2 separate regions of the Homo sapiens genome follow, and region 1 is linked to region 2. Evidence: chromatin contacts called from ENCODE Hi-C data. All regions are on one chromosome and are shown on one strand. Each heading gives the region's core, a stretch centred on a gene start or an enhancer-like site at or near the end of the contact. The rest is flanking DNA. Distances are from core to core; before and after follow the strand shown.

Evidence for each region. A loop is a pair of places that touch in the nucleus more often than their neighbours do. Pooled maps may share reads with other maps.
Region 1: a map of GM12878 shows a loop between it and region 2 (3-fold over the local background). The contact joins the promoter of SCPPPQ1 here to the enhancer-like site in region 2. A Hi-C loop is called at or near these places in 4 of 168 maps with a recorded cell type or tissue (CD4-positive, alpha-beta memory T cell, GM12878 and naive thymus-derived CD4-positive, alpha-beta T cell), 9 of 37 single-sample maps with no recorded cell type and 14 of 50 pooled maps.

What each region holds. Positions count from the first base shown.
Region 1 is chr4:87,469,146-87,472,687 of GRCh38, reverse strand. It overlaps SCPPPQ1 (secretory calcium-binding phosphoprotein proline-glutamine rich 1), which reads left to right and starts at 1,638. Exons shown (of 10, transcript NM_001405228.1): 1 at 1,638-1,671; 2 at 2,031-2,060; 3 at 3,026-3,096. The coding sequence starts at 3,040.
Region 2 is chr4:87,234,499-87,238,391 of GRCh38, reverse strand. It overlaps a transcript of KLHL8 not described here. Among named protein-coding and RNA genes, the nearest start is that of KLHL8, 16 kb to the right of the region's middle. RefSeq lists a silencer at 2,380-2,479 and enhancers at 2,301-2,595, 2,570-2,679. Within about 2 kb of position 2,436, at least 12 of the 41 ENCODE cell types and tissues checked have a DNase peak (open chromatin) inside an H3K27ac peak, as active enhancers do.

The DNA of each region.
Region 1 (3,542 bases), core at 389-2,888, 240 kb before region 2:
GAGCATGTGTGCTGGGGAAGAGGGCGGCCCTGCAAAAATTTCACATAATCATTGCCTCACAATAAAGAAAATGTAATGGTAAAACAGGTAGAGGGCCATAAAGCGTCTTGATGTCCAATGTAGAAAGAGATTAAATATTATTAATGTAAATTGATAGCGAAAAACCTGTCATAAGCAAAAATTTGTCTTTTTATTTGCGCTCTTCTTTGGTAACTATTACAGTAAAAGCTAGATCACAAAAATATGACATTATAATATAGTTTTCCAAGTTCTGAAGTAAGGCAATAAAAGGACATGTCACTCACTTTATTTGACTATTTGAAAGAAAATGGTTTTTTACATATTTTTCTAGCTGAAATGAAAGATATCAATACAATTATCTTTTACTATTTTTTCAAATAATCAAAAATGTGTTGTTGTTGTTGTTGTTGTTACAAACCTTATCTGTGATAGTCACTGAGAGAACATGCCCCTAGGAATTTTATCTGAAAGATATTTACAGAATAGTTTATTTTTTTATCAGAATAATCTTCTCTGAGTATTTCAAAATTTCATTCGTTATCTCTTTCATAGCTCAATAAATTACTTATTCTTTTTTTTTTTTTTTTTGAGATGGAGTCTTGCTCTGTCACCCAGGCTGGAGTGCAGTGGCACAATCTCAGCTCACTGCAACCTCTGCCTCCTGGGTTCAAGAGATTCTCCTGCCTCAACCTCCTCAGTAGCTGGGATTACAGGCGTGCGCCACCACGCCCAGCTAATTTTTGTATTTTTAGTAGAGACGAGGTTTCACCATGTTGGTCAGGCTGGTCTCGAACTCCTGACCTCGTGATCCGCCCACCTCGGCCTCCCAAAGTGCTGGGATTACAGGCGTGAGCCACCACACCTGGCCAATTACCTTAACTAGAACCATATCATACTATGTCCTTTCTAAAAAATTAAGTTCAATTTGATTAATCAAAATCGAATTAAGTATTATTTGTAACTTTTTCCAACTACAGAAATAATTTTAGGAACTATTCCAAATTTCAGAACGTTTTTATATGAAGCTGAAAAGGTCTTAGCTAATTACAAACTAGGTTGCTGGGAACAGTGAAGTTGTATTCAGAGGTATTAATTAGGCCTAAATTATCTTTTACCCTCAGACAACTTTCAAAAATATTTTAGAATAGTGAAAAGTGATTTTAACACCAAGGTAAGGAAACCACCTCAATATCTACTAAAAAATTTTGTTTGAAAATAATATTCATTTTGAAATGAAAAATATTTAATAAGAGAAAATCTCAAACCTTAAATTTCTGTATCATTTAAGGCTCTTACATGTACAGCTAGCTCATCTATTATAGAGGCACGTTAATATTCTTGGTGGTCACAATTTTTAATTGTGGGTTGTTTGTGATAAAGACATACTCTAATCCCAACCTAAGAGATTATTTTCTCAGTTATTTTCTCAGTAATCAGTCTGTAAGTCTACCTCTGTGTAATTGAGATATTTTGGAAGTTGGAGCTCCTGGTGTGAAAGCAATTATTCAGTTTAGCTTTGAATTTTGTGACTCATATTGCCCATAACCATAAAGGCATTAGTAACATGGCTTAAATACTAGATGGGCATAGAGATTCTAGGTGATCACACTGCTCCTTGAATTTGTTGCTCCAAGGGCCACTGAAGCAAAGGTAATTGAAGAGATATATAGTATAATTTGGACTGATTCTAATGCACTAGATAAAAGAATGTAACATATTCTTGTATTGGGTAATTTAATGATTTCTAACAGGTCCACTTCTAATAAGAAGAAAGAAATTAGTGTTTGAATCCAGAAAGAAGAAAAATACAAAGAAAAAACATGAAAAAGGAAAAGGGAAATAAGTTGCCTAAATTCAGGCAAAGTAGCACTAAGATTGAAATCAGAGTTGGGTTTTAGATATATATAACAGATGAAGTGTGATTTATAGATATAACTTGCCTCAAATGCTGGAGATAAGTCTTAATAATAACATGATAAAGTTGTTTTTCTTTCAAAATCCAATTCCAGAATACAGTGATTTGGTTTGAAACTCACAAGGTAAGTTAATTTGAATTAAGTGCGATTTTTAAAACATAAAAATGTCTCCTTTCAGAACCAATGGACCAATAAAAGGCCAGTTGATTTCCTTTATTGAATCTGAATTTACTCATATTGTGCTGATTTTCTACCAACCCATTACATCTTACAAAATTTTTCCCATACAATTTCCTTCCCGAGAACTATAACTGGCAATAACAGCAACCAGACTATATGAAGGCCTGGTAAGTCTCACAGAGGTACAAGCTTCAGGTGGATTTATTTGTGTATTACATAAAAACTTTCCTCTCATTTTAGCCAGTAGTGATCAATTACTAATAATAAGCATGATGTAACACTGGTGTTTAAAGATTTGTGAGTAGAATTGAGCACAGTGGCTCACACCTGTAATCCCAGCACTTTGGAAGGCTGTGGTGGGAAGGTTGATTGAGGCCAGAAGTTCAAGACCATCCTTGCAACAGGGGGGCAACATAGCAAGACCCCATCTCTAAGAAAATTTTTTTAAAATTAGCCAAGTGTGGTGGTGCACACCTGTAGTCCTAGCTCCTTGGGAGACTGAGGCAGAAGGATCACTTGAGCCCAGCAGTTCGAGGGTACAGGAGGCTATGATTGTGCCACTGCACTCCAGCCTGAGTGACAGAGCAAGACCCTGTCTCAAAAAAAAAAAAAAAAAAAAAAAAGATTTGTGTGTAGAGATCACAAACGCAACTTCAGGGACCAAACATGTACAGTGTATAGGCCGAACTGTAACTTTATAAGAAAGTAGAAAGTAATGGGCTATGTTGGGAGCTAAACAGTGCATGTCTTGTCTAAGGAATTCAAAGCTTTTAAAAACACTCTTGTAGGCTTACAAAACCTATGTTTGGAGGCAGGATTTATCTTGACCACTATTTCAACACCTCTAAATAGGAATAGGACTTACATAGAAAAAAACTCGAAATGATCTCCTACCCCTTCAATTCCAGGCTCGACCTTTAGAATGAAATTTCTCATCTTGGCTGGCCTTTTGAGCACTGCCACTGCTCTGCCCATCCCCGTGAGTACACCCTCCTCAGCTGCTGACTCAATTTCAGATTTAGAGTCATCGCATTTCTCGGCTAGAAAGCAGGTCTTATCTTTTCATTTCACAAAAGAGGAAAGCGGAACCCAGGAAAGTCATAGAACTAGGAGTTCACCACTCTTTGTCAGTCCAAGACTCTGCCCAGTACAAATCTCAGCTCCATATGCCATGTGCTAGCTGTGTGACTTTGAACTAACCCATGGTTTCCTTGTCTATAAAATGAGTCCTAGGAACACCTCAGAGTTGCACGGAGATGATTTTTTTAATGCATCTAAGGCAGAGAAGGGTCCTATTTGAAAGATAGGATGTTCTCAATAAACTCAGTGATATAGAACAAATATTCTGCAGTGACCCAGGTCTAAATTAAGCAGTTTGAATTGAGTTTCATTTGTAATGCCCTTGCCCCAAACCATCTCATGTTT
Region 2 (3,893 bases), core at 1,187-3,686:
TATCACAAAAAGTTCTATTACACAGTGCTGACTTAAATGCTTTATGAAAATACATAACAAATATTTTCAAAAATGATTTTCTCTTTTTTCTTCTTCTCTACAAATATGCTTGGTGAGAAATCCAGGAAATATAAGAAATGCATGGAATATAAGATGTAGGCTGAGCGTGGACGTTCACGCCTGTAATCCCAGGACTTTGGGAGGCCGAGGTGGGTGGATCATGAGATCACGAGTTTGAGACCAGCCTGGCCAACATGGTGAAACCCTGTCTCTACTAAAAATACAAAAATTAGCCCAGCATGGTTGTGCACGCCTGTCATCCCAGCTACTCAGGAGGCTGAGGCAAAAGAATTGCTTGAACTCAGGAGAAGGAGGTTGCAGTGAGCTGAGATTGTGCCACTGCACTCCAGCCTGGGCGACACAGCAAGACTCCGTCTTAAAAAAAATGATATAACACTAAAACACATTAACAGAACACAGATATGTTTAGATATGTTTTTCTGAAAAGGTAGCAAAAACAGAACTCATTATTATTATCAGTGTCAAATCTGTATTATTATTATTAGGGACAGGGTCTCACTCTGTCACCCAAACTGAAGTGCAGTGAGCCAAGATTGTGCCACTGCAACCTCTGCCTCCCAGGCTCAAGTTATCCTCCCACCTCAGCCTCCTGAGTAGCTGGGACCACAGGTGCATGCCACCATACTCAGCTAATTTTTGTATTTTTAGTAGAGACAGAGTTTCACTATGTTGCCAAACTGGTCTCTAACTCCTGGGCTCGTGCAATCTGCCTGTTTGGCCTCCCAAAGTGCTGGAATTACAGGTGTGAGCCACTGTGCCTGGCTATGATTTGTTTATTTAATCAATGACTGCATCAGTATGTTGTTTGTTAAGACTTCCAGTGAAATAAACTAGAACTAGGCTAATTTTCTGTTATTTATTATGTTGAAAAAACACATTTTGTTTTGTTTTGTTTTTAGTTTCTACTGATAACAGTTAAACAATTTTAAGGAAAAAAATATGCATTGTATTGGCAAGTATCTCATTATTTATTTAAGACCCAGCTCAAATACAGCTTTTCTTTGAAGACTTCTCTGATTATCTAGAAAAGTATGTGTCCTTATAATCTTCCAATACATTCTTCTTTCCGTGTTTTATTGCTGTTATTTGCATTATTATAGTGTCTTCCCCAGCAGACAGTTGGATTGGGAGTTCTGGGAGGATGAGAACCATATTCTCAGGCCTGACACAGTGACTGGGACTCAATACGGTGTTCATCTGGGAACATGGCTGCTGGCCAGTTCTGGGATTTTTAGCTATGGGAAGGACATGTGGCACTTAGGAATTTTGTTTCACATCTGTTGTGAAACTTCCCGCTGTCAAAGTGTTTGAGATTGTTATTGTCATCTTCATTTTAGACACAATACAGACTAGGTGCCGTGGCTCGCGCCTGTAATCTCAGCACTTTGGGAGACCGAAGCGAGTGGCTCACCTGAGGTCAGGAGTTCGAGACCAGCCTGACCAACATAGAGAAACCCCGTCTCTACTAAAAATACAAAATTAGCCGGGCTTGGTGGTGCACGCCTGTAATCCCAGCTACTTGGGAGGCTGAGGCAGGAGAAACGCTTGAACCCGGGAGGTAGAGTTTGCAGTGAGCTGAGATTGTGTCACTGCACTCCAGCCTGGGTGACAGAGTGAGACTCCATCTAAAAAAAAAAAAAAAAAAAAGACACAGTACAGATAAATTAAATGACTTTTCAAAAGGTACGCAATGAATAAAAGTCTGGGCTGTAATGAAATTTTCAGTCCTTAGTGTTCTAAAGTGATGTTATGCCCTTCCTTGAGGTTGCCTCCCTTAAGGTGTCTATTAAGAAATCAAATTCATAGGCCGGCACAGTGGCTCACGCCTGCAATCTCAGCACTTTGGAAGGCCGAGGCGGGCAGATCATAAGGTCAGGAGTTCAAGACCAGTGTGGCCAACATAGTGAAATCCCGTCTCTACCAAAAATACAAAAATTTGCCGGGCATGGTGGTGCGCCCCTGTAGTCCCAGCTACTCAGGAGGCTGAGGCAGGAGAATCACTTGAACCTGGGAGGCGGAGGTTGCGGTGAGCCGAGATCGCCCCACTGCACTCCAGCCTGGGCTACAGAGCGAGACTCCGTCTCAAAAAAAAAAAAAAAAGGAAAAGGAAAAAGAAATCAAATTCATACTTTTTCCTGGTATAAGGCAGATATTTTAAGGTAGAAGGAAAAGTGACAAATCTTACATAAAACTCTAGAAGAAAGGCTACTGTTGTTTGAACCTCGTGTCAAGGCTTACTTTAAGAAAGAGCCATTTCATTCGCTTTTTTTGGTTTCTATTTCTACCAACTTGGAGGCAGAGCGCTTCGTCACTACTGCTGTTTTACCAATATATTCCAGCAGAGGGCGCTCCAAGCATTTTACAACGTTTCCAATGGCGCCTTCGATTCCCCCTTCCCCCGCACCCTCCTCCCCACCGACCCGCCCCGCGGCCCGCAACCTCTCCGCTCTCATCCCAAAGACTTGTGTTTTGGCCTAATCCTTCTGGTGCCAAGTCATTGAAAGGTCCTGTTTACCCCTCGGGTTGTATTAGGAGCTGATAGGGTTTGAGAGATATTCTGCATTTTATCACACCTCTCCATATTCAATTCAGCAGGTCATATTTAAATATGAAATATAGAGGATAATTTTCAATGCTTGATTAGCTATAGAGATCATGCTAGGTGACGATTAAATGATAACAATTATGCTTTTTCTCCACCCTGCCCCCCAAAGTGTAGTTTATTCAATTCATCTCAAATGATGACAAAGGGATATTTTTATACTTTCTTCATTTGGCACCTCAAATACAGCCATGTGTTACTTAACAAGATTCTGAGAAATGCATCACTTTGTCTTGTGAACATCAGGGAATGTGCTTATACAAGCCTAGATGGTATAGCCTACTACACACCTAGGCTATATGGTCTAGCCTACTGCTCCTAGGCTACAAACCCACATGGCATGTTACTGGACTGAATACTGTAGGCAACTAGAATACGGTGGTATTTGTGTACCTAAACGTAGGAAAGGTACACTAAAAATACGGTATAAAAGATAAAAAATGATACTTGTATAGGGCACTTACCCTCAATGGAGCATGCAGGACTGGAAGTTGCTCTGGGTGAGTCAGGGAGTGAGTGGTGAGTGAATGTGAAGGCCTAGGACATTACTGTACACTATGTAGACTTTACAAACACTGTACAGTCAGGCTACACTATAAATAAAATATATTTATTTATTCAAATATTTATTCTTTCTCTGGTAATAAACCAACCCTAGCTTACTGTAATTATTTTACTTTATAAACTTTATAAACTTTAGAACACACTGTACAGCCATTCAAAAATATTTTCTTTCTTTGTATCTGTATTCTTTAAGCTTTTTTATTCTTTTCTTTTCTTTTTAAACTGTTGGTTAAAAACGAAGACACAAGCACACATTAGCCTAGGACTACACAGTGTCAGGATCGTCAATATCACTGTCTTCATCTCCACATCTTGCCCCACTGGGAAAGTCTTCCGGGGCAATAACCCACATGGAGTTGTCATCTCTATGATAACAATACCTTCTTCTGGAATACCTCCTGGAGGACCTGCCCCAGGCTGTTTTATGGTTAACTTTTTTTGAAATAAGTAGGAGTATACTCTAAAATAGCAATAAAAAGTATAGTAAATAAACCAGTAACATAGTCATTTCTTATCAAGTATTATAGAATATACATAATTGTATCTGCTATACTTTTATACCACTGGCAACACAGTAGGTTTGTTTACACCAACATCACAATATGCACATGAGCTTGAGTAATGCGTTGTGCAGGACATTATCATG